2 separate regions of the Homo sapiens genome follow, and region 1 is linked to region 2. Evidence: read pairs that join two places in POLR2A ChIA-PET (ENCODE). Cell type or tissue: PC-9. All regions are shown on one strand. Links, peaks and the distances in the headings refer to the core of each region. The heading gives the core; the rest is flanking DNA.

Region 1 (10,692 bases), core at 710-3,209, 76 kb before region 2:
GGCAGCTGGAACCCAAGGCGGCCCGGGCCTCCCCTGCGGACCCGGCCAGGCCCCTGGAGGGGACGGTGGTTCAAGGTCATCCCGGGGTCAGGGCAGGGTCCCCGCGCTACGGCTGGCTGATGGGATGAAGGGGCAGGGGGCGGGGAGGTCATGTCCTTGCCAGGGCGTTTCTGTGCGTCCCAAGTTTTCTACCGCAGAATAACACACCTCATTTTTTAAGTGGAGAAAAGAAGAAAGGACTTCGGTGTGGTTTCTGGGCCTGGGGGGCAGGGACCGCCTGCAGGTCGGGGCGAGGGCCTCCAGGCCGCAGCATCCCCGCGCCCGGACCCTCCTGTCGCCGCCACCGCCCCTCCCCCAGCGTCCCGTCCTTCCGGAGCCACTCGCCCCCTCCCCGCTGCCCACCCCGGGCTCATGAACCCTTCGTGTCCGAACCCGGGGCCCCGCTCCGTACTCGGCCCACTCCGGGGCTGGAGCTCGGCCTCCCCAGGCAGAGGCGGCCGGGGGCGGCGGGCGCGCACCGCGCTTACCTGCAGGCGCTTGGAGAAGGGGCAGAAGAGCACCAGGTGCGCCAGGCGCCGCAGCCGCCGCATGGTGGGCTCCGGCCGGGGCTGCGCGGGCCCCGCGGCTCGCTCGGCCTCAGCCCCGGCCCGGCCCGGCCCGCAGCGGCCGCCGCTCCCTCGCCATGCGGGCCGCGCGCCCCCGGGCCCGCGTTAAAGGCGAGGGCGCGCGCCTTTCTGTCGGCCGACGGCGGCGCGGCGGGGGCGCGCGGGGGAGGGTCGCGGCGGAGGCGCGCGGGGGCGGGGCTTGGCGCGCGGCCCGCCTTCGACCCCCGGCTCGGCTGAGGAGGGGGCGGGCACCGAGGCCCCGCCCACCCGCAGACCCCGCCCCTCATGCAACGGTGCTGCGGGAGGGGCTGGGGGCGCGCGGGATGGGCCGGGAGGCGGAGCCGGGGCCGGGGGCGCGCCTGTCGGGCTCCTGGGCGTCTCGGGGGCTCTTCCCACGCTGGAGAGAGGCCCCGTGCGCTACGCAGGCTGCGGGGTTCAGGGCTCCCCACGCGCGCCCCCGGTTCGAGGCCGCAGAGCCAGGGCTGGTCCTTCCCCTGGGTCCTCAGGATGGGGTCAGACGCGCGGAGCCCTGGGCTGGCCGAGCCTGCAGCCCGCCCCGGGGTCCGACCCTTCCCTCCTGGCTGAGACCCCGCGCCTTGGCCACTCGCCGGGAGGACACTTCCTTCGCCTCCGCGTGGGGTGCTCGGGGATGAGCCGTTGCCGCCTCCATAGGCAGGTTCCGTGTGAACAGAAGCTTTCATTGCACTTCGGTAAACACCTGGGGGGGCTGAGTTGGACGGTGAGGGATGTGGGGCGCAGCCAGCAGCTGCCAAGACTCGCTCCCTCCCCGCGGCCGCCGGCGCTTCCAGCTGCTCCGCATCCCGGGCGGCTCTTGCTATCGGCAGGTTTTTACATTTTAGCCATTTCCCTGGTGGTGGCGTCTCGCTGGGGCTGTGGTTCGCGTGTTTAACACACTTTCTGCGTGTTCAGTTACCACCTGTGTATCTTCTCCAAAGTCTATTCAAGTTTTTGACCATTAATAAAAATCACGTTGTTTCTTTATTATTAAGTTTTGAGACTTATTTACATTTTGGTTTTAATTTTTAATATCTAGAATGAGACTGGGTCTCAGTGTTTTGCCCAGGCTGGTCTCGAACTCCTGGGCTCAAGGGATCATCCTGCCTTGGCCTCCCAAAGTGCTGGGATTACAGGCATGAGTCACCTGGTGCCCAGCCAAGACTTTTTTTTTTTTTTTTTTTTGAGAGGGAGTCTTGCTATGTTGCCCAGGCCGGAGTGGTCTCAAACTCCTGGCCTCAAGTGATCCACCTGCCTCAGCCTCCTAAAGTGCTGGGATTACAGGCGTGAGTCACCATGCCTGGTCCGAGACTTCTTTATATCTTCTGGATATCTGCCCATTATTACACATGTGATTTGCAAAGATTTTTCTCCCAGTCTGTGGCTTTCTTTTCATTCTCTTAACAGTTTCTTTCTTTTCTTTTCCTTTTTTTTTTTTTTTTTTTTGACGGAGTTTCACTCTTGTAGCCCAGGCTGGAGTTCAGTGGCGCGATCTCAGCTCACTGCAACCTCCGCCACCCAGGTTCAAGAGATTCTCCTGCCTCAGCCTCCCAAGTAGCTGGAACTATAGGTGCAAGCCACCATGCCCGGCTAATTTTTGTATTTTTAGTAGAGACGGGGTTTCACTATGTTGGCCAGGATCACTCCTGACCTCATGATCCGCCTGGCTTGGCCTCCCAAAGTGCTGGCATTACAGGCATGAGCCACCGTGCCTGGCCACACCAGGCTAATTTTTTAATGTTTTGTAGAGATGGGGTTTTGCCATGTTGCCCAGGCTGGTCTTGAACTTTTGGGCTCAAGCGATCCTCCCACCTTGGCTTCCCAAAGCTCTGGGATTCTGGGCGTGAGTGAGCCACTGCCACCAGCCCGGATCGTGCTCTGAGTGTGTCATCTCTAAGAAATTTTTGCCTAACCGAAGGTCACAAAGGTTTTCTGTGCTTTCTTCTAGAAGTTGTATAGTATTCGGCTTCATATTTAAGTCAATGACCCAATTCCAGTTAACTTTTGTGTATTGTGCAGGGTGTGGATCAGAGGGTTTTCAGTTTGGGGCTTGGGGGTTTTGTTAGCATTTTTTGCACATGGACATCCAATCCTTCTGGCATCATCTGTTGAAAGGATGAGCCCCTCCCCACAGAATTGCATGGCAGGGAGTTAAACAGAGAGGGACAAGGCCAGGGGGCAATGGGGTCAGGGTTCTATGCCAGGTATAGAAAGGAGGGGTGGGCCTGGGGGTGTGGCAGTGGCCTAGGCCAGCGACCTGGATGGACAGGGCTGGAGGCAACGTGAGGAAGGGGAGAGGGGCCAGTGGGAGAAAGTAGCAGGCAGACCCTCCCAGTCTCAGTGACCCCCAAGGTAGCCGTAGCCCAGGCTGGGAAGAGGGACTGCCATGTCCCCAAGTGACCTTTCCTCTCTCCCTCGATCCAAGCACTGTCTCTCTGCCAGCGAGGGTCCCGGAGCCCAAGAAAGGGAAGAGCAGTACGAGAGGGTGGGACACAGAGCACAAGCACCAAGAGGCCAACACGTAGGCTTCTCCCGGCCTGGAGGGAGGCCTTGCCATGTTTACAGCTGGGAGAGCATGTGCTTCCCTGCATGGCCTGTCCTCCTCCTGCAGGAGGGCTGTCCCAGGGCCAGGGGGAGTGGGTGCAGGGCAGTGGTGGTCGGTCCGGCCTGCAGGGAGCTCAGCTGGAGGGTGCAGGAGCCCACACCTTCCGTCAATGTGAGCCAGGCCAAGACCGCGGCCAAGAAAGTTCTGGAGGGTCTCCCGAGGAGGGCTTCCTGGGGGAGGGGCGCAGGAGAGCGTGATCCGTGGGTCAGGATCTGGGGAAGGTGTGGGCCATGAGAAGGATGAGCGCAGCCTCAGTGCCACTCCCAGGCTGCCAGGAGGGAGATGGCCCGCCCTGGGAGGAGTGCCTGGTGAGCGCATAGCCGGCCCTGGGTGACCCTGTCCCCGAGATCTTCCAAAAAGGCATTTCCCAGCAGGGCCCGCGGGACGCGGTGCTCCCTCCAGGCAGGGACCAGTGACCACGTTCTCCTTTGCATCTGCAGGCCTGGCCCAGAACCTGCACACTGTCCGTGGCCACTAGCCCATCAAGTGTTCATGGAATGGGCACTGGCCGGGTTCCAGTTCAGTTTGAATGGGTCTAGTTCTCGTTTTGGGGCCCTTGTTTCTACGCCACCAATGGGTGACATCCACCTGCCTGGAACATGAATGGGGCAGAGGACCCGGGAGGTGCTGACTGGTATCTCAGGTGTGGGGGCGGGAACTGGGCCGTGCCTTGCTGTTTCTAGGGCCTTTCGTGGCCTGAGGCCCTGAGCTCAAACCCTGGCCAGGGCAAACGACAGGTAAACGAAAGGTCCACTGCACAGACACAGACGCAGAGACACAGGATCACACACACCTTCGGGGCAGGCTCCGGGGACAATTCTGAAAGTGGAGGACCTTCCTGCCCTGTCTTTCCTTCCCATTCGTCCTGAGGCCTGGGAGTTTCCTCCCCAAGCAGGGGGCCCATTGCTCTCCCTGCCCTGCTGCAAAACTGGCATGTCCCATTCCAACTGCTATAACTGCGTCTCTTCCCCAGGCATCCCCTACTCACACCCAGACCTTTTTTTTGAGATAGAGTCTCGCTCCGTTGCCCAGGTTGGAGTGCAGTGGGGCAATCTCAGCTCACTGCAAGCTCCGCCTCCTGGGTTCACGCCTTTCTCCTGCCTCAGCCTCCCGAGTAGCTGGGACTACAGGCGCCTGCCACGGCGCCCAGCTAATTTTTTGTATTTTTAGTAGAGACGGAGTTTCACTGTGTTAGCCAGGATGGTCTCGATCTCCTGACCTCGTGATCCGCCCGCTTCGGCCTCCCAAAGTGCTGGGATTACAGGCGTGAGCCACCACGCCTGGCCTTTTTTTGTATTTTTAGTAGAGACGTGCTGAGACCAGCTCAGTCAGGGAGACCCTATCCGAGCGGCGTTAGAGGAATTAAAGACACACACAGAGAAATATAGAGGTGTGAAATAGGAAATCGGGTCTCACAGCCTTCAGAGCTGAGAGCCTCGAACAGAGATTTACCCACGTATTTATTGACAGCAAGCCGGTGAGCACACCAGGTGAGCAGCCGTTTAGGGGGCCCTGGTGGATCGAGGGCCCTGGAGAGCCACGAGCTTTCCCTCAGACGGTGGAGTGCGGCGCGTCAAGTTTCCCCCAAAGGGAGAGCTGCCACTTCCGATGAGAAGCTGACATATCACCGGGGACCCGCCCGCTGCTGTTGAATACAGAGTCTTCTGTTTGCAAAGAGAAGCTCTAGGGCCCTCCTTCCTTGTGGTGGTTGTGTCTGAGTTGAAAACCCTCCGAATGGGACTGTCAGGCTCCAGTCACAAGGCCTCCGTGGTCAGGTGGTTCACTGGGACAAGAGCTCGTTGTAAGCTAATTTTGCTTTTTGAAAACAAGGGGTGAACCTAGTAGTCGTGTCAGAGAGTCAGTGAATCCACCACCCCAAGGGGCACATCTGGGCAGAGGCTGTTTTCTTTCTCTGGAGTTTCCAGATAACGGGATCGTCAGCCACAGGGACTTGTCGTTCAAAGGGATCACAGGGCTGTGAGGCCCCAGCGGGAGAGAGAGTGGCCTGTGGCTCACGGGGCGGCAGCTGGAATAGCCTGTTGGTTCAGGCCCTGACGTAAGCAGGCTGATTTGTGGGTTCACTAATTTATTTTATTTATATTATTATTTTTTTGATACCAAGTCTTACTCTGTTGCCCAGGCTGGAATGTAGTGGTGTGATCTCGGCTCACTGCAACCTCCACCTCCCAGGTGCAAGCGATTCTCCTGCCTCGGCCTCCCGAGTAGCTGGGATTACGGGCACACACCACCACGTCTGGCTAATTTTTATATTTTTAGTAGAGACAGGGTTTTGCTATGTTGGCCAGGCTGGTCTCAAATTCCTGACCTCAGGTGGTCCACCCCCCTCGGCCTCCCAAAGTTCTGGGATTACCGGCGTGAGCCACCTCGCCCGACCTGGATTCACTAATTTAAGAAGCCAAGTCGAATGCCCAAATGAAGCACATCCTGTCTCCAACACCCACACAGTCCAATCAAGTGCTGGGTTGTCCTTTTGGGTGAGATGAGGGAGCAAAGAGACAACAGGTTTTCCTTGACTGGCTGAGGCAGTGAGTGCTGTGGACCCACCTCCACCTACCTCATCCCAAGAAACTCCACCTGGTGAGGCAGCCACTGGACGCTGTTGATGTTTTGCCTGCCTCTGTGGACAGGGAGGTATGAGAGTACCCCCGTCTAGTTGTCTAGTTCTAGAGACCCAAGGCTTCTGAGCTGCCAACCTGCAGGACATCATCTGTATCATGGCACCTGTGGACATCAGAAGTCCTAACCTGCCCACAGGTGGCCAGTGGCGGGGCGTGTACGGGGAACACACCTAAGTGTATTGGAGACCTGGCCATGTGAATGCAAGCTGGTCTTGCTCCTCCCCTGCCAGTGGTGTGGCAAAAAGGCATTGGCAGGATCCAAGACAGTGTACCAAGTACCCGGAGCCCACGTGATGGGCTCGGTATGGTCACAGTGTGTAGGACAGCTAGGGCTCTGGGAGCAATGGCTGACTTCTGTTGGTGGTAATCCACTGTCAGCCACCAGCAGCTCTTACCTGCTCCACTGGCCACTCAGGGATGTTGTGTTGCCATATTTCATCTCTTTTTTTTTTTTTTGACACGGAGTGTCACCCAGTGATTGTCACCCAGGCTGGAGTGCAGTGGCGTGATCTCGGCTCACTGCAGCCTCTGCCTCCTGGGTTCACATGATTCTCCTGCCTCAGCCTCGCGAGTAGCTGGAACTATAGGGGCCCGCCACTATGCCCAGCTAATTTTTGTAGTTTTAGTAGAGACTGGGTTTCTCCATGTTGGCCAGGCTGGTCTTGAACTCCTGACCTCAGATGATTCACCCGCCTCGGCTTCCCAAAGTGCTGGGATTAGAAGCTTGAGCCACCACGACCAGCCTTTATTTTTTTGAGGCAGACTCTCACCCTGTTGTCCAGGCTGGAGTGCAGTGGCACGATCTCGGCTCACTGCAACCTCCACCTCCCGGGTTCAAGTGATGGGTTCAAGGGATTCTTATGCCTCAGCCTCCCGAATAGCTGGGACTATAGGTGCCCGCCACCACACCTGGCTAATTTTTTTGTATTTTTAGTAGAGACGGGGTTTCACCATGTTGACCAGGCTGGTCTCTAACTCCTGGTGTCAAGTGATCTACCGGCCTCAGTCTCTCAAAGTGCTGGGATTACAGGCGTGAGCCACCACGCCCAGCCCCATATTTCATCTCTTAGTCCCCCTACTGCCCTTAATCCCTCAATCAAACCTCTGATGCGCCTTTTTCCCTCTGGGATTCTGTACCGCTTCTGGGATTCTGTACCCGCCCTGAAAGCGGGTTGCAGAGAGATTCACACATCCCACTGGCCCTTCTCTGCATTCAGTGCTTGCCAATAGGGAGAGTCCCCTCTGGCACGTACAGGATGGAAGTATGGGGATGAAACACAGCTCCTACGCGGCAACACACACATAGAAGCATCAAAAACAGGGCATCGAATTGGCCCAAAATGCCACACCCACAAGATCACATCAGCCTTCACTCCCCATTTCAAACCGTGCACAAATCCGGTGAGCGGAATCCAGAGAACTTTTCCTTCCACTGGTCCAAACAGGAGAGTGATGTGGGCTACTCATATCCGACAGAGCCATAAAGTTTGAGTTCTTCTTCTCCTCCAAGTTCTCCAGCACACTTGGATGGTGCCCACGGCCTGGGAACCTCTAATCATCTTTCTTCCTAACGTAAGTGGAGGGGGGTGAGAGGTGGAAGGAGGAAGTCCATGAACAAGGTTCTGCGTTTATTTTCAGGCAGCGTGGCAACGGCTCATGACTCAGCCAGGGACTGTTCCATGATTTTCAATCCATCCAATGCTCCGTACCAGGCAGTGAGCTTCTCACAGCTGACCCATCTACTTCAGTTTTGGGAGCCCCATGGCTTAGTAGCCATTGCCATGTTGTTTTCAGCTGGATCTGTGGAGTTTGCACCATTTGGCCAACTCGAGCTTGGTGTCCCAGTGGCAATCTTATTTGAGGATTCTTCCTACTTTAGACAAAATAGATGTAACAGAGTTGATTTGAGCATTAAAGGAGGCATGAATCAGGCAGCACTCAAAGGTGGAAGAGGCTCTGGGAGCTCTGTCTTAGCAGTGTGAGCAGCAGGCTTTTACAGGCTGAATGTGGAAGTGAAGTACGGAAATAACTCAAGGCCAGGCTAGGCACCGTGGCTCACACCTGTAATCCCAGCAGTTTGGGAGGCCGAGGCAGGCAGATCACATGAGGTCAGGAGTTCAAGACCAGCCTGGCCAACATGGTGAAACCCCGTCTTTACTAAAAATACAAAAATTAGCTGGGCATGGTGGTGTGCACCTGTAATCCCAGCTAATCGGGAGGCTGAGGCAGGAGAATCGCTTGAACCCAGGAGGCGGAGGTTGCAGTGAGCCGAGATCACACCACTGCACTCCAGCCTGAGCAACAGAGCATGACTCTGTCTCAAAAAAAAAAAAAAAAAAGAAAAAGAAAAAAAAAAGAAAAGAAATAACTCAAGACCTTTGCCTTATTTGGGTGTGGTCTGATTGGTTGGCTGCCCGTGATTGATTGGTTGAAACCTGGCTATCTGTTAACAAACTACTGAATAAAGTTGTTGTTGGTTAGTGGGAACTCCCAGTACAGAGACGGCCTCAGGCAATGACTGCTCCTTATTTTGCTTTAAACAACTTTAATCTAGCCGGGCAGGGCATGGTGGCTCACGCCTGTAATCCCAGCCTTTTGGGAGGCCGAGGCGGGCAGATCACCTGAGGTCAGGAGTTCCAGACCAGCCTGGCCACCATGGTGAAAGTCCTTCTCTACCAAAAATACAGAAATTAGCCACGCATGGTGGCAGGTGCATGTAGTCCCAGCTACTCGGGAGGCTGAGGCAGAAGAATCGCTTGAACCTGGGAAGCAGGGGTTGCAGTGAGTCAAGATCGTGTCACTGCACTCCAGCCTGGGTGACAAGAGCAAAACTCATCTCAAAATAAATAAATAGATAAATATAAATAAATAAAATTCAGTGGTGCCTCTTCCTCCTGCTCCAGCCACGTAGGACACACCTGTGTCCCCTTCACCTTCTGCCACGATGATGTTTCCTGAGGCCTCCCCAAAAGCAGAAGCCGCTATGCTTTCTGTACAGTCTGAGGAACTGTGGGCCAATTCAACCTCTTTTCTTTCTAAATTACCCAGTCTCAGGTATTTCTTTGTACCCATGTGAGAATGGACTAATATAGATGGTTTTGGGAGGTGGTGCCTTTGGGAGGTGACAAGGTCATAAGGGTGGAGTTCTCATGAATGAGATCAGGGCCTTTATAAAGGAGACCCCTGGCCGGGCACGGGGCCTCAAGCCTGTAATCCCAGCACTTTGGGAGGCCGAGGCAGGTGAATCACCTGAGGTCAGGAGTTCGAGATCGGCCTGGCCAACATGGTGAAACCCCGTCTCTACTAAAAATACAAAAATCAGCCTGGGGTGGTGGCGGGCACCTGTAATCCCAGCTACTCGGGAGGCTGGGGCAGGAGAGTCACTTGAACCCGGGAGGCGGAGGTTGCAGTGAGCCAAGATTGCGCCATTACACTCCAACCTGGGCAACAAGAGCGAAACTCCATCTCAAAAAAAAAAAAGAAGAGACCCCCACCCCGGCTGCCAGGAGACCCCTGACTGCATTCACCACGTGACGTCTATCAGGAGGCGGGCGCTCACCAGACACGGAATCTGCCTGCACCTCGATATTGGACTTTCTGGCCTCCATCACTGTGAGAAATGCATTTCCATTGTTTGTAAGCCACCTGGCTTGTGGTGTTTTGTCAAAGCTGACTAGGACAGTCACTTTCCCTTCACCAGGACTGCAAACCCCGTGTCTCAACTGTGGCTTCCTGTGAGTTTGTCTGTCAGCAAAACCTCCTGAAATGGGCCAGAGCCCCCCTTAGAGCAGCAGGACATGCCACAGACTTCAGAGACCTTTCACTGTGCCCCCAGGACAGATCTAGAGTTGGCTGGAAAGGTGCAGGAGCAGCTGGGCCATGCCTCCTTAATAACACTGGGGGCTCCACCCCCATCTGTCAAGGGAACCAAAGCTCCAAGGACTTCCTAGTTTCTGCCCTCGGTGGGAGTGCAGCTGCGGTCAGGAGACCTACACATCTGTGACTGTCAGAGCGGCAAGACCTTCTGCTCGCAGAGACACATCTTTTCTTTCTCTCTTTCTTTCTTTTGAGACAGAGTCTCGCTCTTGTCGCCCAGATTGGAGTGCTGTGGTGTGATCTCGGCTCACCGCAACCTCCGCCTCCCTGGTTCAAGCAATTCTCCTGCCTCAGCCTCCCGAGTAGCTGGGATTACAGGCATCTGCCACCAGGCCCAGCTAATTTTTTGTAGTTTTAGTAGAGATGGGATTTCACCTTGTTGGCCAGGCTGGTCTCGAACTCCTGACCTCAGGTGATCCACCCGCCTTGGCCTCCCAGAGTGCTGGGGTTACAGGCGTGAGCCACCGCGCCCGGCCCTCTAAATCATTTTTAAGCACACAGTCAGTGACATTAGGTATGTTCACATTGTTGTACAGCCCTCACTGCCATCTGGCTCCAGAACTTTTCCATCTTGTAAAACTATCTTGAACTATACAGGTGCAGTGGCTCACACCTGTAATCCCAGCACTTTGGGAGGCCGAGGCGGGCAGATCACCTGAGGTCAAGAGTTTGAGACCAGCCTGGCCAACATGGTGAAAACCCATCTCTACTAAAAATACAAATATTAGCTGGGTGTGGTGGTGGGCGCCTATAATCCCAGCTACTCGGGAGGCCGAGGCAGGAGAATCGCGGGAACCGGGGAGACGGAGGTTGCAGAGAGCCGAGATCGCGCCATTTTACTCCAGCCTGGGTGACAGAGTGAGACTCCATCTCAAAAAAAAAAAAAAAAAAAAAAAGGCAAAATTGATCTCACTCGAGGTCTTTAACCTAATTACAGCTGTAAAGACCCCAT
Region 2 (16,414 bases), core at 8,162-10,661:
GCGGTGTTTCCCCGCGGAAGCTGCCCCGGACCAGTGGCCTCTACCCTGCTGCTGCCAGCCTTGGGCGGGGCTCCCTGCACGTGGGACACGCACCCCTCCCACCCTGACAGCCTGTGCGTCCCGCCCTGCGTGGCTTCTCTCCAAAGGCTCTTAAGATTCGAGGAGAGGGGCGGAGAGAGGACCTGGCTTGGTTGGGAAGTGGGGCCTGGGACCCTGGGACCCTGTGCTCCGACCCCACCTGCAAGGCTGCGCCCTCCGCAGGGGGCCGTCCGGGGGGGCCCTGCCCGCGGGTCACTGCCAGGATCCTGCAAGCAGCCAGCGGGCACCGCTGTCACCACATTTCACACTCTGAGGAGCTCTGGGCACAGCCTCCAGGGAAAGCCTGGCTGCCGACTCTGGCCCCCTGACTCCTGAATCCTGCGAGTCACACGGCGGCACGGCCTGCATATCGGGGAGGATGGCAGGCTGGGCTGTCCTGAGGTGACCAGGGAATGCCAGACGCTTTGGGGTGAGGGTTTGCTTGCCGGCTTTGGGGCAGGCCAAGGGATTCTGCAGGGGCAGTAGGTCCCCGCGATCTTCTGGGGAGGGGCCGGCTGCCGAATCTCTGGGATTCAAATGTGGAAAACCCACAGGGGGCATTCCCGTGATGACTGAAAGAAGAAGTGGCAGCGTCACAGCTGAAGGGAGGCTGTCAGAGTGACCAGAGTGGCCAGTCCAGAGGAGACGGGTGGGGCAAAGTCTCCAGGAGGCCAGGAGATGCCTTCAAGAAAAGAAATGGAAAGGAGTGATGACCTGATGCGTGTGAGAACACGGGGACGAGCCTTGCGGCTCCGTGGGAGAGCTTGGGTGAGGACCACCCGTGCCGCGGCGACCTCTGATCGTCACCCAAGCTGTGCCCTCCCATTTCACGGTAAAAGGGGTTTCACCGGGCTCAAGGCTGTCCAGCTAAAGACCACGTCTCCCAGCCTCCTTGCAGACTCTAACTTAGCCTGTGACCAAGTTCTGGTCAATGGGACCAGAGCAGGAGTGGGAGGTGTCACTTCCGGATCTTCCCATTAAAAGAAAGGGTCATTCTCCAGGAGAACCCACCCGAGGTGTCCTGGCCGTAGCCACCTTCAAAATGCCCTCTGTGTGTATGGGAGATACTATACCCTAGAATCTCAGAACACGCCAGAACGCTGAAATGCCCTTCTACCTTTGGATTTACAGCCCCCTCCAGATAAATTAAGAAATTCAGTATTTCTCCACTCTTAGCTGGATTCTAAAGTTCTGTATATCTCATGATGATGTGTATTTTTATAGCAGCCTTTTAACAGAACTAGTTAATTTGGTGTATATGAATTTTTCTCGAAGATCTGGTCCAAACTATATTCAGTTTTCTGCCCAGAATTATCAGATTGAAGGTGGTTGGTTTTTATTTACTTTTTCTTTTATTCCTTTTTTTTTTTTTTGAGACAGAGTTTCACTCTGGTTGCCCAGGCTGGAGTGCAATGGTGTGATCTCAGCTCACTGCAAGGTCTACCTCCCAAGTTCAGGTGATTCTCTTGCCTCAGCCTCCCAAGTAGCTGGGACTACAGGTGCCCGCCCCCACACCTAGCTAATTTTTGTATTTTTAGTAGAGTTGGGGTTTCACCATATTGGCCAGGCTGGTCTCGAACACCTGACCTTGTGATCCACCTGCCTCGGCCTCCCAAAGTGCTGGGATTACAGGTGTGAGCTACCGTGCCTGGCCAGGGTCACTCTCTTGTTGACCCTTCCCTCCCTCCTGCAGGCAGGGAGATGGTGAGAGGTGGAGCAGCCCCTTTGGTCCTGAGCCAGCCACGTGTTGAGAGCGGCAGGGAAGCCCATCAGCCTCGGGACTTTCATGTGAGGGAGAAACCAACTCTATCATGTTTAGATTCCTGTTGTTTTGGTTCTTTGCCTCAGTAACTTAACCAATATTCTAACTAAGCAAGTGAAAAAGGAAGCAACTTTGAATTCCAGGAAAAACAAAAAGTTATAAAAAGGAAATGCATTTATCATATAGTACTTGGCTCAAGAGTGAACAATTACAGAGTTATATTAATGCAAGTGCTGACTATCCGTGTGAAGAATTCAGGATCCGTCGTCTGTTTGAAGGTGGGAGGGGAGAAGGGCATGCACTGGCCAGGAGAGACGGGAAAGTGAGATCCTCATCTTCTGGTAGGAAGTCAACAGGAAGCTTCAAGGACCTGCATGATGAGCATATTATTTCAAAATAGGGAGTAATGCCGGCTAGAAGAGCTAAGTTGGCTAAAAGAATTTTAAGTGGGCCAGGCGCGGTGGCTCACGCCTGTAATCCCAGCACTTTGGGGAGCCGAGGCGGGTGGATCACAAGGTCAGGAGATGGAGACCATCCTGGCTAACACGGTGAAACCCCATCTTTACTAAAAAATAAAACAAATTAGCCGGACTTGGTGGCGGGTGCCTGTGGTCCCGGCTGCTTGGGGGGCTGAGGCAGGAGAATGGCGTGAACCTGGGGGGCGGAGCTTGCAGTAAGCCGGGATGGCGCCACTGCACTCCAGCCTGGGCAAGGGAGCGAGACTCTGTCTCAAAAAAAAAAAAAAAAAAGGAATTTTAAGTGATCACTTCTGGAGTTGGAGTTGCTATTTTCTCTATGTCTTGGGGAAACTTTTAAACTAAGTGCACACATTGCTTTTAAAATTTAAAAAAACACAGCCAGGTGTGGTGGCTCATGCCTGTAATCCCAGCACTTTGGGAGGCTGAGGGGGGAGACTCGCTTGAGCCCAGGAGTTTGAGACCAGCCTGGGCAACACAGCAAGACCCCATCTCCACAAAAACATTGAAACATTGGCCAATGTGCTGCCTGTAGTCCCAGCTACTTGGGAGGCTGAGGTGGGAGAATCACTTGAGCTCGGGAGGAGGCTGCAGGGAGCTGTGTTTGTGCCACTGCACTCCAGCCTGGGTGACAGAGTGAGACCTTTTCTCAACAAAAAAATAAAAATAAAAATATAAACATTAAAAATTTTTAGTTAATAGGCCCTGAACTGAGCCTTTGTGTGCAAACATTCATGGAAAACGTGGGGGAAAAGAGGAGGTCTTGTCTGGTGTGTGGGGTAGGCTTGTGCGGCACAGCAGACAGGGAGGAGCTGGTGGGTGAGTGACAGCCCCAGGTCAGGCAGGGACAGATGCTCAAGGGCACCAGGCTGAGGGGCCGGGAGGCCCAATCTTAGGCATGGGGAACCAACCAGGCCACTTCTTTCTTTTCTCCAGAAAATTATCACCTGCTGAGCCCCCTTGCTGCTGCTCTCTGGGCGTGCACTGTGAGTGCACTGTGGAGTTTACGGACACCGGCCCCCGCGACGGTGGAGTTTACGGGGACCGGCCCCCGCGATGGTGGAGTTTACAGACACTGGCTCCCGCGACGGTGGAGTTTACGGGGACCGGCCCCCGCGACGGCAGAGTTTATGGGGACCGGCTCCCCCGACGGTGGGGGCCCACGAGTCCCAGCATCTGCAGCAGAGTCGCCGGATTGCATGAGGTCAGCGAGTGTGTCCACTGCAGACCCTGCGGAGCCACCATCCAAAACCACATTGAGAATATTTCCATTACTCTAGGAAAAGCTTCTCCGTCCAGCTGAGGCGGGATGTCATAGACTTACCCTCCTACCCGAAACAGCCAAAAAGCAAAACAAAACCAGACAAAACGCAGACACATGGCTTCCAAGACACGGGACACCAGGCATTAGAGGACAGTAACCCTGAGTGATGGGAACAGCCGTGCCCTAGTCACCCGTGCTCACTGCCCTGGGAGGCAGTCCAGGCTGTGGGTGGGAAGGCGGAACCCACGCAGGTCCCAGTGGACCCCCGAGGCTGGACAGACCGAGGCGGCTCGAGTTCATGGACACAGTACCAGAGTGGAGAGGGTCGCACAGAGAGGGACCCTGAAGACCTGGATGGGACCCCTGGAGTATTTGGAAGAGCATGGCCCTGCGGATCCCCATAAGGAAACTCCCCAGGGTGGGTAAAAAGGCACCCGGAAGGATGAGAGGGAACAGGGCCCGACTCCTGCAGGGCTGAGGACAGTGTCTCTCCCCATCAGCCAAGCAGGAAATCTCGTAACTCACGGGGCCTTGGGTGAAGCCCTTGGGAAGGGCTTGCCTCGGCGGGGGACGATCAGCCTGAGCCCGAGCTGTGCTCTGAGCCCTCCTACCAAGCCATAAAAGCAAGACTAGAAAGGATCAAACTGCCTCCAGATCACTTAACCGCACGTCCAGGACAAAGCTGAAGATTTCCAGGAAGACAAAAATCCCCGGCACCCAGCCAGGTGAAATTCACAAGGACTGGCGTCCAAAGGAAGAGGACCTGCCAGGCAATGGGAAAAGCAGGAGAACGGGACCCATGATGAGAAAAATGATGTAATCAAAACCATCCCAGGGCTGGGTGCGGTGGCTAACGCCTGTCATCCTAGCACTTTGGGAAGCCGAGGTGGAGGATCACTTGAGGCCAAGAGTTCAAGACCAGATGGGGCAACATAGTAAGACCCTGTCTCTATGACAAAAAAAAAAAAAGGTAAAACCATCCCAAAGTTGACACAGATGTGAGAATGAGCAGAGGTGGGCATTGAAGCAGTCGTTTTTGCTGTATTCCCTCTGTTCAGAAGTTAAGTAGAACCACAGCTCGATGTCCCCTCAGGCTCATTAGGATGGTTACTATTCAAAAAAAGAAAGTGGCCAGGTGCGGTGGCTCACGCCTGTAATCCCAGCACTTTGGGAGGCCAAGGCGGGTGGATCACAAGGTCAGGAGTTCGAGACCAGCCTGACCAATATGATGAAACCCCATCTCTACTAAAAATACAAAAATTAGCTGGGTGTGGTGGCAGGCGCCTGTAATCCCAGCTACTCAGGAGGCTGAGACAGGAGAATTGCCTAAACCCGGGAGGTGGAGGTTGCAGTGAACCGAGATCGCGCCATTGCACTCCAGCCTGGGCAACAAGAGCGAAACTCCATCTCAAAAAAAAAAAGTAACAAGTGTTGTTCAGGGTGTGGAGAGATGGGAGCCCTTGTGTGATGTTGTGGAATGTAAAACGATGTAGCCACTGTGGGAAGCAATATAGCAGTTCCTCAAACAATAAATAAATGGCCCAGGCGGGTGGCTCACACCTGCAATCCCAGCACTTTGGGAGGCTGAGGCGGGCGGATCACCTGAGGTCAGGAGTTCAAGACCAGCCTGGCCAACGTGGTGAAACCCCGTCTCTACTAAAAATACAAAAAATTAGCTGGGAGTGATGGTGGCCACCTGTAATCCTAGCTATTCGAGAGTCTGAGGCAGAGAATTGCTTGAACCCAGACATGGAGGTTGCAGTGAGCCAAGATCATGCCACTGCACTCCAGCCTGGGTGACAGAGCGAGACTCCGCCTCAAAAAAAAAAAAAAATATATATATATATATAAAATAAATAAATAAATAAGCCCAGTGTGGTGGCTCACACCTGTAATCCTAGTGCTTTGGGAGGCTGAGGTGGGCAGATCACCTGAGGTCAGGAGTTCAAGACCAGTCTGGCCAACATGGTGAAACCCCATCTCTACTAAAAATACAAAAAATTAGCTGGGCGTGGTGGCGGGTGCCTGTAATCCCAGCTACTCGGGAGGCTGAGGCAGAAGAATCGCTTGAACCCAGAAGGCAGAGGTTGCAGTGAGCCAAGATTGCGCCACTGCATTCCGGCCTGGGAGAGAGAACGAGACTCTGTCTCAAATAAATAAATAAATAAATGGGCCCAGCACGATGGCTCACACCTGTAATCCCAGTGCTTTGGGAGGCTGAGGCGGGCAGATCACCTGAGGTCAGGAGTTCGAGACCAGCCTGGCCAACATGGTGAAACCCCGTCTCTACTAAAGATACAAAAAAATTAGCCAGGTGTGGTGGCAGGCCCCTGTAATCCCAGCTATTTGGGAGGCTGAGGCAGGAGAATTGCTTGAACCCGGGAGGTGGAGGTTGCAGTGAGCCGAGATCATGCCATTGCACTCCAGCCTGGGCGACAGGGCGAGATTTCATCTCAATAAATGAATGAATGAATCAATCAATAAAAATTTAAAAAATAAAACAGATGGAAAATTCTGTCCTGAGCACTTGGGGAAGGCAGGGCCAGGCCTTGCACTGCCGCACTCCCGGCTGGTGTTTTGACACCTGTGCTTTCAGCTCCCAGGAGCAGAGCTGGGCTTCACTCATCTTCCCCCTCCTCTGGCTTCCCCCCATGTGACTGCAGCCTACGTTTTAAAGATTTTTACATCAACTTTTAATTTCAGAATAGATTTAGACTTACATAAAGGTTTCTCTTCTTTTTTTTTTTCCTGAGATGGAGTCTTGCTCTGTTGCCCAGGCTGGAGTACAATGGCGCGATCTCAGCTCACTGCAACCTCCATCTCCTGGGTTCAAGTGATTCTCCTGCCTCAGCCTCCCGAGTAGCTGGGATTACAAGCATGTGCCACTGTGCCCGGCCTCCAGTTTTTGTACTTTTAGTAGAGACGGGGTTTCACCATGTTGGTCAGGCTAGTCTCAAACTCCTGACGTCATGATCCACCTGCCTCAGCCTCCCAAAGTGCTGGGATTACAGGCATGAGCCACCGTGCCCGGCTAAGACTTACATAAAGGTTTCAAAATGAACCCGAGAGTCCTGTTAAGTTTTCACCGAGGAGGCCTGGGGCATGAGTCCATACAGCAAACTGCAGCCTGGCATGGCCTGAAGGCCACAGAAGGCTGGCCTCTTGTCACAGGGACTGGGTCCAGGTCACCGCAGCTGCCAGCTGTCAGTTGCCAGTGGCCGCTGATTTCAAGGCAAAGTGCCCAGCGGCCACCACCAAAACTGCCTCTGCGCATCACTTCCGTTTCCATGAACGTTGTGCAGCTCCAGGTCTGAATTTGTCCTGGTTCTAAGCCAATTTCAGAATTGTGAATGAAAGCCAATTAAGATTTTTAAGTTGAATTTGTTGCAATGTTGTCTCGTGACAGTTCCATACAGCCTGCACACAGTTTCTCTGATTATTTAACGTCTTACATTCGTGAGATGTGTTTGCTACCATTGATGAACTGGTATGTACCGGCAACTCTCTGTAATTTTTCTTTTTTTTTTTTTTTTTGAGATGGAGTCTTGCTCTTTTGCCAGGCTGGGTTCAACCTGGGAACCTCCTGGGTTCAAGCGATTCTCCTGCTTCAGCCTCCCTAGTAGCTGGGACTACAAGCACGCACCACCACACCCGGCTAATTTTTGTATTTTTAGAGATGGGTTTCACCATGTTGGCCAGGATGGTCTCGATCTCTTGACCTCATGATCCGCCTGCTTCGGCCTCCCACTGCGCCCGGCTGCATCTCACTGTAATTTTAATTTGCATTTCTCTGGTTCTACAGATGTTGAGCACTTTTCTGTGTTTTTTTATTTTTATTTTTTATTTATTTAGTTTTGAGTTGGAGTCTCACTCGGTCACCCAGGCTGGAGTGCAGTGGCAAGATCTTGGCTCACTGCAACTTCTGCCTCCCTGGTTCAAGTGATTCTCCTGCCTCAGTCTCCCAAGTAGCTGGGATTACAGGTATGCACCACCACATCCAGCTAATTTTTGTATTTTCAGTAGAGACAGGGTTTTACCATGTTGGCCAGGCTGGTCTTGAACTCCTGACCTCAGGTGATCAGCCTGCCTCAGCCTCCCAAAGTGCTGGGATTACAGGTGTGAGCCACCGCACCTGACCCCCACCTTTCTATGTTTATTGGCCATTTGTGTAATATCTTTTTTTTTTTTTTTGAGGCAGGGTTTCACTCTATTGCCGAGGCTGAAGTGCAGTGGCATGATTTTGGCTTACTGCAACCTCCGTCTCCTGGGTTCAAGCGATTCTCCTGCCTCAGCCTCCCAAGTAGCTGGGATTAGAGGGCCCACTACCACACCAAGCTAATTTTTGTATTTTTAGTAGAGACGAGGTTTCACCATGTTGGCCAGGCTGGTCTTGAACTCCTGAGCCCAGCTGATCCACCCACTTCGGCCTCCGAAGCTCCTGGGATCACAGTTGTGAGCCACTGCACCCAGCCATGAATGCAAATCTTTTGTCAGAGATATCTACAATGAATATTTTTCCCAGTCTCTGGATTGCCTATTCATTTTCTTCATGGTATCTTTTGATCAGCAAAAAAAAATTGATTTTGATAAAAATCTACTTTGCTATCAATTTCTTTTCTTGTATGTCTGGTGTTTCTGTGACCTGAAAGAAGTCTTTGCCTACCCCAAATTGTGACGATTGTCCCTCGTCTTCTTCCAGAAGGTCTTGGATTTTATGTTTAAGTCTATGTGACTCATCTTGATTTCATTTTTGTGCAGAGTGAAATAAAGTTAAGGTTCAATTTTTTTCTTTCTTTCTTTCTTTTTTTTTTTTGAGACAGCCTGTTGCCCAGGCTGGAATGCAGTGGCACAATCTCGGCTCACTGCAGCCTTCACCTCCCAGGTTCATGTGATCCTCCCACCTCAGCCTTCCGCTCCCAAGTAACAGGGATTACAGGCATGTGCCGCCATGCCTGGCTAATTTTTGTATTTTTAGTAGAGACAGGATTTCGCCATGTTGCCCAGGCTGGTCTCAACCTCTCAGACTCAAGAAATCCTCCTGTCTCAGCCTCCTGAGTAGCTGGGACTATAGGTGCGTGCCACCATGCCCAGCTAATTTTCAAAAATTTTTTTATAGAGACAGGGTCTTGCTGTGTTGCCCAGGCTGGTCTCCAACTCCTGGGCTCCCAAAGTGCTGGGATTACGTGAGCCACGACACCCGGCCTTAAAAGGATTTTCTACATGTCGGATCATGTATGTCTTCCTTTCCTTTTCCTGCCCTATTGCCCCGGGACTTCCTGCACGGCGCAGAGGGAGGTGGCGAGAGAAGCCCCCGGCCCTGCTCCCCACCTCGGCCGGGGCCTTCTGTGTTTCACCATCAGCCATGGCTTCAGCGATGGGTTTGGATAGATGGTCTTGTCGGTGTAGTTGGCTCCCTTCCATTGCTGGTTTGCTGAGAGTTTGCACCACGAACGATGACGCATTTTGTCATGATTTTGCCTGAGGGGATTACATGGATTTTTTTCTTATTCTGTTAACATGAATGTGAAAGTTGTCAGAATAAATATAAGGTCACTGGTGTTAAAACAACAACAGGCTGGGCACGGTGGCTCATGCCTGTAATCCCAGCACTTTGGGAGGCTGAGGCAGGAGGATCACCGGAGGTCAGGAGTTCCAGACCAGCCTGACCGACACGGTGAAACCCCGTCTCTACTAAAAATACAAAAATTAGCCTGGTGTGGTGGCATGTGCCTGTAATTCCAGCTACTCGGGAGGCTGAGGCAGGAGAACCGCTTGAACCCGGGAGGCAGAGGCTGCAGTGAGCCGAGATCGCACCACTGCACTCCAGACTGGGCAACGAGAGCAAAACGGCATCTCAATAACCAATAAAACACCACCACCACCACCACCAAACCGTGACAAACAGAGCTGGGCGAGGTCCTGAAGAGATGTGTCATGCCTGTGCCTGAGGAAAAAGACTATGGGCACCACAGCCCTGCACGAAGGCCTTGAGACCCAAACAATGCTTCTCCAAGGACGTCTGCTCAGCCACCGCCTGTCCAACCTCTGACTGGCCTCACCCCAGCTGTTGGTATTTGTAGCCAAGGATAATTTTCAAAACAACATGATTCTCCCCATTTTCCCTTAGAAACCCTCCTCTTCCTTTCCCTACAGGAATATGCACGTAGTTTACAGAGGCCAAGCATTCCCTTTGCAGCTTGCTAGTCCCAAATAAACAGCTCTTCTTTTAGGGAGTCCCTCTCTGTCTGTTAGTTAGCTGGACATGGTAAATTATGCTGATTGACTTTAGAAAGCTGAATCCTGGCCGGGCACAGTGGCTCACGCCTGTAATCCCAGCACTTTGGGAGGCTGAGGTGGGTGGATCACGAGGTCAGGGGTTTGAGACCAGCTTGGCCAATATGGTGAAACCCTGTCTCTACTAAAAATACAAAAATTAGCCGAGCGTGGTGGCGCGCACCTGTGATCCCAGCTACTTGGCAGGCTGAGGCGGGAGAATCACTTGAACCTGGGAGGCGGAGGCTGCTGGGTTGCAGTGAGCCAGAATCGCACCACTGTACTCCAGCCTGGGTGACAGAGCAAGATTCCATCTCAAAAAAAAAAAAAAAAAAAAAGGGGCCAGGCACAGTGGCTCACACCTGTAATCTCAGCACTTTGGGAGGCCGAGGTAGGCGGACACAAAGTCAGGAGATTGAGACCATCCTGGCTAACACGGTGAAACCCTGTTTCTACTAAAAATACAAAAAAATTAGCCGGGTGTGGTGGTTGGTGCCTGTAGTCCCAGCTACTCAAGACGCTGAGGCAGGAGAATGGTGTGAACCCGGGAGGCGGAGCTTGCAGTGAGCCCAGATCCTGCCACCGCACTCCAGCCTGGGTGACAGAGCGAGAATCCATCTCAAAAAAAAAAAAAAAAAGGAAAAAGAAAGCTGGATCCCTTGCCTTCCTGGGATAAACTCCCCTTGGTGTTGATGTATTATCCTCTTTATATATTGCACAATTCGATTTACTTTGCATTTATTTCATTACAACTTTTGTGTCTATGTGTTTAAAAAAAATTATTCTATTTGCTTTTTTTTTTTTTTTTTTGAGACGAAGTCTCGCTTTATTGCCTGGGCTGTAGTGCAATGGCACGATCTCGGATCACTGCAACCTCCGCCTCCCAGGTTCAAGTGACTCTCTTGTCTCAGCCTCCCAAGTAGCTGGGATTACAGGTGCACCCCACCACCCGACTAATTTTTGTATTTTTAGTAGAGACGGGTTTTCACCATGCTGACCAAGATGGTCTCAAACTCCTGACCTCAAGAAATCCGCCCTCCTTGGCCTCCCAAAGTGCTGGGATCACGGGCGTGGGCCACCACGCCCGGCCTCTATTTGCTTTTCAGGCAAGTGTTCTAGAAACTATTTTGTGTCCATGTCTGTGAGGAAAGTTGGCCTGTAATTTCCTTTTCCCATGATATCTCTTCTGGTTTTGAGCTTGTGGTAATGGTGGCCTCGAAACTTGTATTTCTGGGAAGAGTCTGTGTAGAATGGATATTATTTGTTCCCTAAATGTTTGGTTGCATTCACCAGGGAAGACATCTGGGCCAGGAATTGTCTTTGTGGGAAGGTTTTAGTTGTATATGGAATTTCTTTACTAGATCTAGGGCCATTTTGGTGATGAAACTTCTTCTGCCAGATCCAACAATTAGTGTCTTTCAAGGAATTTTTCTATGTCATCTAAGTTGGGAAATTTGTGGTCATAAAGCTGTTAATAAACTTGAGACGTTCACTGTCTCGCTGTCTGTGGGAGGTGAGATGGCGCCTCCTCTCCTTCCTGACACTTTCACTCTGTCGGTGTCTGTGGGAGGTGAGACGACGCCTCCTCTCCTTCCTGACACGTTCACTCTCTCGCTGTCTGTGGGAGGTGAGATGGCGCCTTCTCTCGTTCCTAAACGTTCACTCTCTCGGTGTCTGTGGGAGGTGAGACAGCGCCTCCTCTCCTTCCTGACACGTTCACTCTGTCGGTGTCTGTGGGAGGTGAGATGGTGCCTCCTCTCCTTCCTGACACGTTCACTCTCTCGCTGTCTGTGGGAGGTGAGATGGCGCCTCCTGTCCTTCCTGACACGTTCACTCTCTCGGTGTCTGTGGGAGGTGAGACGACGCCTCCTCTCCTTCCTGACACGTTCACTTTCTCGCTGTCTGTGGGAGGTGAGATGGCGCCTTCTCTCGTTCCTAAACGTTCACTCTCTCGGTGTCTGTGGGAGTTGAGACGACACCTCCTCTCCTTCCTGACACGTTCACTCTCTCGGTGTCTGTGGGAGGTGAGATGGCGCCTCCTCTCCTTCCTGACACGTTCACTCTCTCGGTGTCTGTGGGAGGTGAGACGGCGCCTCCTCTCCTTCCTGACACTTTCACTCTGTCGGCGTCTGTGGGAGGTGAGACGGCGCCTCCTCTCCTTCCTGACACTTTCACTCTGTCGGCGTCTGTGGGAGGTGAGACGACACCTCCTCTCCTTCCTGACACGTTCACTCTCTCGCTGTCTGTGGGAGGTGAGATGGCGCCTTCTCTCGTTCCTAAACGTTCACTCTCTCGGTGTCTGTGGGAGGTGAGACGGCGCCTCCTCTCCTTCCTGACACGTTCACTCTGTCGGTGTCTGTGGGAGGTGAGATGGTGCCTCCTCTCCTTCCTGACACGTTCACTCTCTTGCTGTCTGTGGGAGGTGAGATGGCGCCTCCTCTCCTTCCTGACACGTTCACTCTGTCAGTGTCTGTGGGAGGTGAGACAACACCTCCTCTCCTTCCTGACACTCACTCTGTCGGTGTCTGTGGGAGGTGAGATGGCGCCTCCTCTCCTTCCTGACACGTTCACTCTCTTGCTGTCTGTGGGAGGTGAGACGGCGCCTCCTCTCCTTCCTGACACGTTCACTCTGTCAGTGTCTGTGGGAGGTGAGACAACACCTCCTCTCCTTCCTGACACTCACTCTCTCGGTGTCTGTGGGAGGTGAGATGGCGCCTCCTCTCCTTTCTGACAGTGCTGATTTGTGGTTTCTTCTTTTTGTTTCCTTTGATTCGTCCAGCTGGAAATCTGTGGGTTCTGTGGATCTTTCCGAATCACTCACTCTTGCTTTCCTTGATTTTCTCTGTTGTTTGTCCACTTTTTACTTCATTTCTGTCCACTCGTGTTTTCATTATTTCTTCTACCTTGTTTGTGCTTAATTTTCTTCCTTTAGTCCTTGATGGGGTCTGGAGCTCTGTCCTAAGGGGTCCTGGGTTCCCTGGAGGGGCAGGTTCGTTGGGGAACCCAGGGCTCTGAGTCCTGGCCCAGACTGTGATGGGGACTGAGGGGTGGAGCAAACCGGGGGCTTGGCGGCTTCTGCCCTTACCCAGGCCTCGGTGCTCCCTGGCCCCGGGTGGCTGTGTGCCTCCTCGGCCCCAGACATCCATGGTGGCCCTCCTGGGGATCCGGCAGCTGAGTGGGCTGGACATGGAGTTGTCAGCAGCCACAGGAGGGCAGCACAGCCCCAGGAACAGTCGTATGTGTGATAGAGTGTGTGAGAGCATGTATGTGTGTATGTGTGGGAGCATGCTTGTGTGGTGTGTGTGTGAGCATGGGTGCGTGTGTGCGTGTGTGAGCATGCGTGTGTGTGTGCGAGCATGGGTGTGTGTGTATGTGTGCGTGTGTGTGAGCATGTATGTGTGTGCATGTATGTGTGTGTGTGAGAGAGCATGTGTGCGTGTGTATGCGTGTGACCATGCCTGCGTGCGTATGTGTGTCAGCATGTGTGCAAGCATGGGTGCATATGTGTGCATGTGTGATCATGCATGCAGGTGTGTGTGTGATCATTTGTGCATGTGTATGTGTGAGCACGTGCGTGTGTTAGCACGTGTGTGAGCATGCGGGAGTCTGTGAGCATGCGTGCGTGTGTGTGTAAGCATGTGTGTATGTATGTGTGCGAGCATGTGTGTGAGCATGCATGCGTGTGTATATGTGTGAGCATGCATGCGTGTATGTATGTGAGCATGTGTGCATGTGTGCGTGTGCGAGCATGCGGTAGTCTGTGTGAGCATGCGTGTGTGTGTGCAGGCATGTATGTATGTGTGTGAGTATGGGTGCGTGTGTATGTGTGCACGTGTGAGCATGCATGTACGTGTATATGTGTGTGAGCATGCATGCGTATGTGTGTGTGAGCACGTGTGCTTGTGCGTGAGCATGCGGGCATCAGTTTGTGAGCATGCGTGCATGTGTATTAGTGAGCGTGGATGGGTGTGTGCAAGCATGGGCATCTGTGTGAGCATGTGTGCGTGTGTATGTACGTGTGTCTGCCAGTGTGTGCATGCACATGGAAGCATGTGTGTGTGTGTAAACCAAGTTTCTTCAAGGCATGCGTCTAACAGGGCTTCTCTGTTCCTCCCCATCTAGGGCCCCTCCCCTTCTCAGCCCCCTCCTCATCTGAGCACCCCAGGGCATTGAGGGCTACAGCCCTCCCACACGCAGCCTCCACTTGGCCCGGTGGGTGGCGCCAGGTGTCTGGGGAATGGTCGCAGGCCAGCGTGGGTGGGAGGAGACGCTTTGCTGGAAGACGCTGGAGGCCGATTCACCCCAACCAGTCCCTCTCCAGTCTCTCCTCTGCTCGGGGGTCTTTGACTCCTTCCCCCACTCCCAGAGCCCCTGGCTCAGCTCCAGGAGCTGGTGGGCAGGGGGCACTGCCCAGCCTCTGCCTTGGACAGCTGAACTCAGAAGAGTTGTGTTTTCATTTCCCCTTGGTCATTTGTGAAGCCCTGGCAGGTGCAGGCTGGGAGTGGCTGTGGCCGGCAGGTGGGGGTGCAGGGGTGAGGCAGCGAGTGGTCCTACAGATATGCGGGCAGACATGGGCACAGCGGGACCCAGCCCAGCCTGGGAGGAGTGGGGAAGGGGAGACAGGAGTCTGGGGTCTAGGGGGTGAGAGCTGCTGAGGGGCAGCCTGGGGCTGGGCAGGACAGGCCCATGGGAGCCAGGTTGGGGGTCCAGTGTGAGATTCCCAGCACCAGACCCCAGTCCAGGATGGGTCTTGGGCACCGCAGTAAGGAGACCAGTGGGGGCTGTGAGGAGGAGACGGTGCCTGAGGGAGTGGAGCTGGGGACAGGGTGGTGTCGTCGCCCCCCTCCCCTCCCCCCTGCAACAGGCAGGGCTGGGGCCTTCACTGTGACACGCCTCGGTTGGGCAGCTGGGGTGATGGTGACCCAGCTGTGGGGAGCAGCTTAGTTTGAGAGGTTATGGGGTGCAGAGAGGAACTGTGCAGGCTAAGAAGCATTTGTGCTGTGCCAGGGTGGGTGGGGTGAGGTGTGCCCAATGCCCCAGGTCCCCCGCCCAACAAATCAGAGTCGCAGCATATGGCTGGCAGGGCCTTTGTTTGCCAAGAAGGGAGAAGGGGCTGGGAAGCCCTGACCGGGCCCAGGCTCAGGGGCCTTGGGCAGCCACCAGGCCTGGGTGTCCTAGCTGGATAGCCCTCGGCTGGCCCAGAGTGATGGGTCCTGATGCCACCAGGAAACCAAAGTGCAGAGTGGTGGGCACAGGGCCCAGGCGAGGACCCCAGTCTCCAGGGACCCCCCAGCAAGACAGGCACAGGTGCAGCCGCCTCCACCCTGCCCAGCCCTCTCAAGCCTTGTTCAGTGGCCCCGTGGCTGTTCCCACGATCCATCCCGGGGCCCCACTCCCCAGCTGGACACAGGACAGAGGCGGGGGAATCCCGGACACACAGGTTGCTGGGGAGAGGAGCCGAGGGCCCCAGGGGCAAACCCAGGGCAGGGAGCCTGTGGAGTTCCCGCTTGCTCACCTGTGCCATCAGCTGCAGCTTCTTCCTCGAGGTGCACAGGGCGGTGTCCGAAGCCAGGATTCTGAGTGGCTCTCCCAGTGTTCACAGGACAGGCAGGTCCATGAGGCAGGGTTGCTACCACCAGGCCCGGGGGGCCTGCCCTGCGTCCTTGAGGGGCTGCTGGGGGCCAAGGAGGGTGGGCGGGCCATGCCCAGGCTGGGGGTCAAGGGCAGAGGCCGTGGGAACCTGCGCAGTGACAGGAAACGCTGGGGCCTGATTGATGGCAGCTTCCCTGAGGGAGCAAGAAGGCAGGGGGAGGCGCTCGCCCACAGGTAGGGGGACAGAGGGCCGGCTGGCAGCTGGCCCGGCGTCTGTCCCTGGGCAGGCAGACCCCAGGAGGAGTCCCGGGAGAGAGGGCTGAGCTCTAGCTGGAAGACACAGTGATTGTGGGGCCGGGGGGAGCTGCCTCACCCCATCGCCTTTCTGGAATACTGGGTGAAGACCCCTTGACCGAGATGACACTCCCCTTTCCGCCAGCACCACAATTTCTTCCTTTGGCTTTTAGGAACCTCTCTGGAGACCCTCTTATCCAACCCTCCCTTGTACAGGTGGGGAAACTGAGGCCTGGGGCTCGGGCCAGCCACTTGATCTCCCCGGCAGCCAGCTTGGGCCTCAGCACCCCTGCTCACTGAGTCCCCAGAAAGCTGGACCCAGGCCCCACCGTAGCCGACCCCAGCAGCAGTACTTTCCCCGGAGCCCCAGCCCCCACCTTCCACGCGCCCCGCCCGCAGCCCCCAACTTCCACGCGCCCCGCCCGCAGCCTCCAGGATGTTGCGGGATCTCGTCCAGCTGCTGCCACCTCCGGCCGCTGTGGCCACAGGCACGGCTGCTGGGACCAGCTGGCCTCCACAACCGTCTCTGCGACCCCCCTTTCTTCCTGCCTCTTCTCTCCCGGCCCGATGGCTCTGAGACGCTTTTCTAACCCCTCTCTCGGTCCCCATCTCTGAGCTCTGGCATCCCCTGCGGGCCGACTCCGGCTTTAGGCCCGAACACCAGCACCTGGGAGG

The links. ChIA-PET counts read pairs that join two places held together with the same protein. Peaks named below come from ENCODE experiments on the same cell type or tissue, not always from the same donor. Only the 100,000 strongest peaks of a DNase experiment are listed, where the experiment ranks them.
Region 1: POLR2A ChIA-PET joins it to region 2 with 6 read pairs; 8 of 35 experiments call an interaction of 5 or more read pairs at or near these places.

The regions. Positions count from the first base shown.
Region 1 is chr9:136,702,564-136,713,255 of GRCh38, reverse strand. DIPK1B (divergent protein kinase domain 1B) reads right to left here and starts at 684. Exons shown (of 5, transcript NM_152421.4): 1 at 528-684. The coding sequence starts at 590. RefSeq lists an enhancer at 1-21. In PC-9, for the core only: no CTCF peak of the experiment used is centred there; no DNase peak of the experiment used is centred there.
Region 2 is chr9:136,628,240-136,644,653 of GRCh38, reverse strand. LOC105376325 (a long non-coding RNA gene) reads left to right here and starts at 178. Exons shown (of 3, transcript XR_930446.4): 1 at 178-508; 2 at 633-910; 3 at 3,253-4,767. RefSeq lists a silencer at 215-264, a cis regulatory region at 1-331 and enhancers at 12,824-13,355, 13,356-13,887, 14,070-14,189, 14,420-14,951. In PC-9, for the core only: no CTCF peak of the experiment used is centred there; no DNase peak of the experiment used is centred there.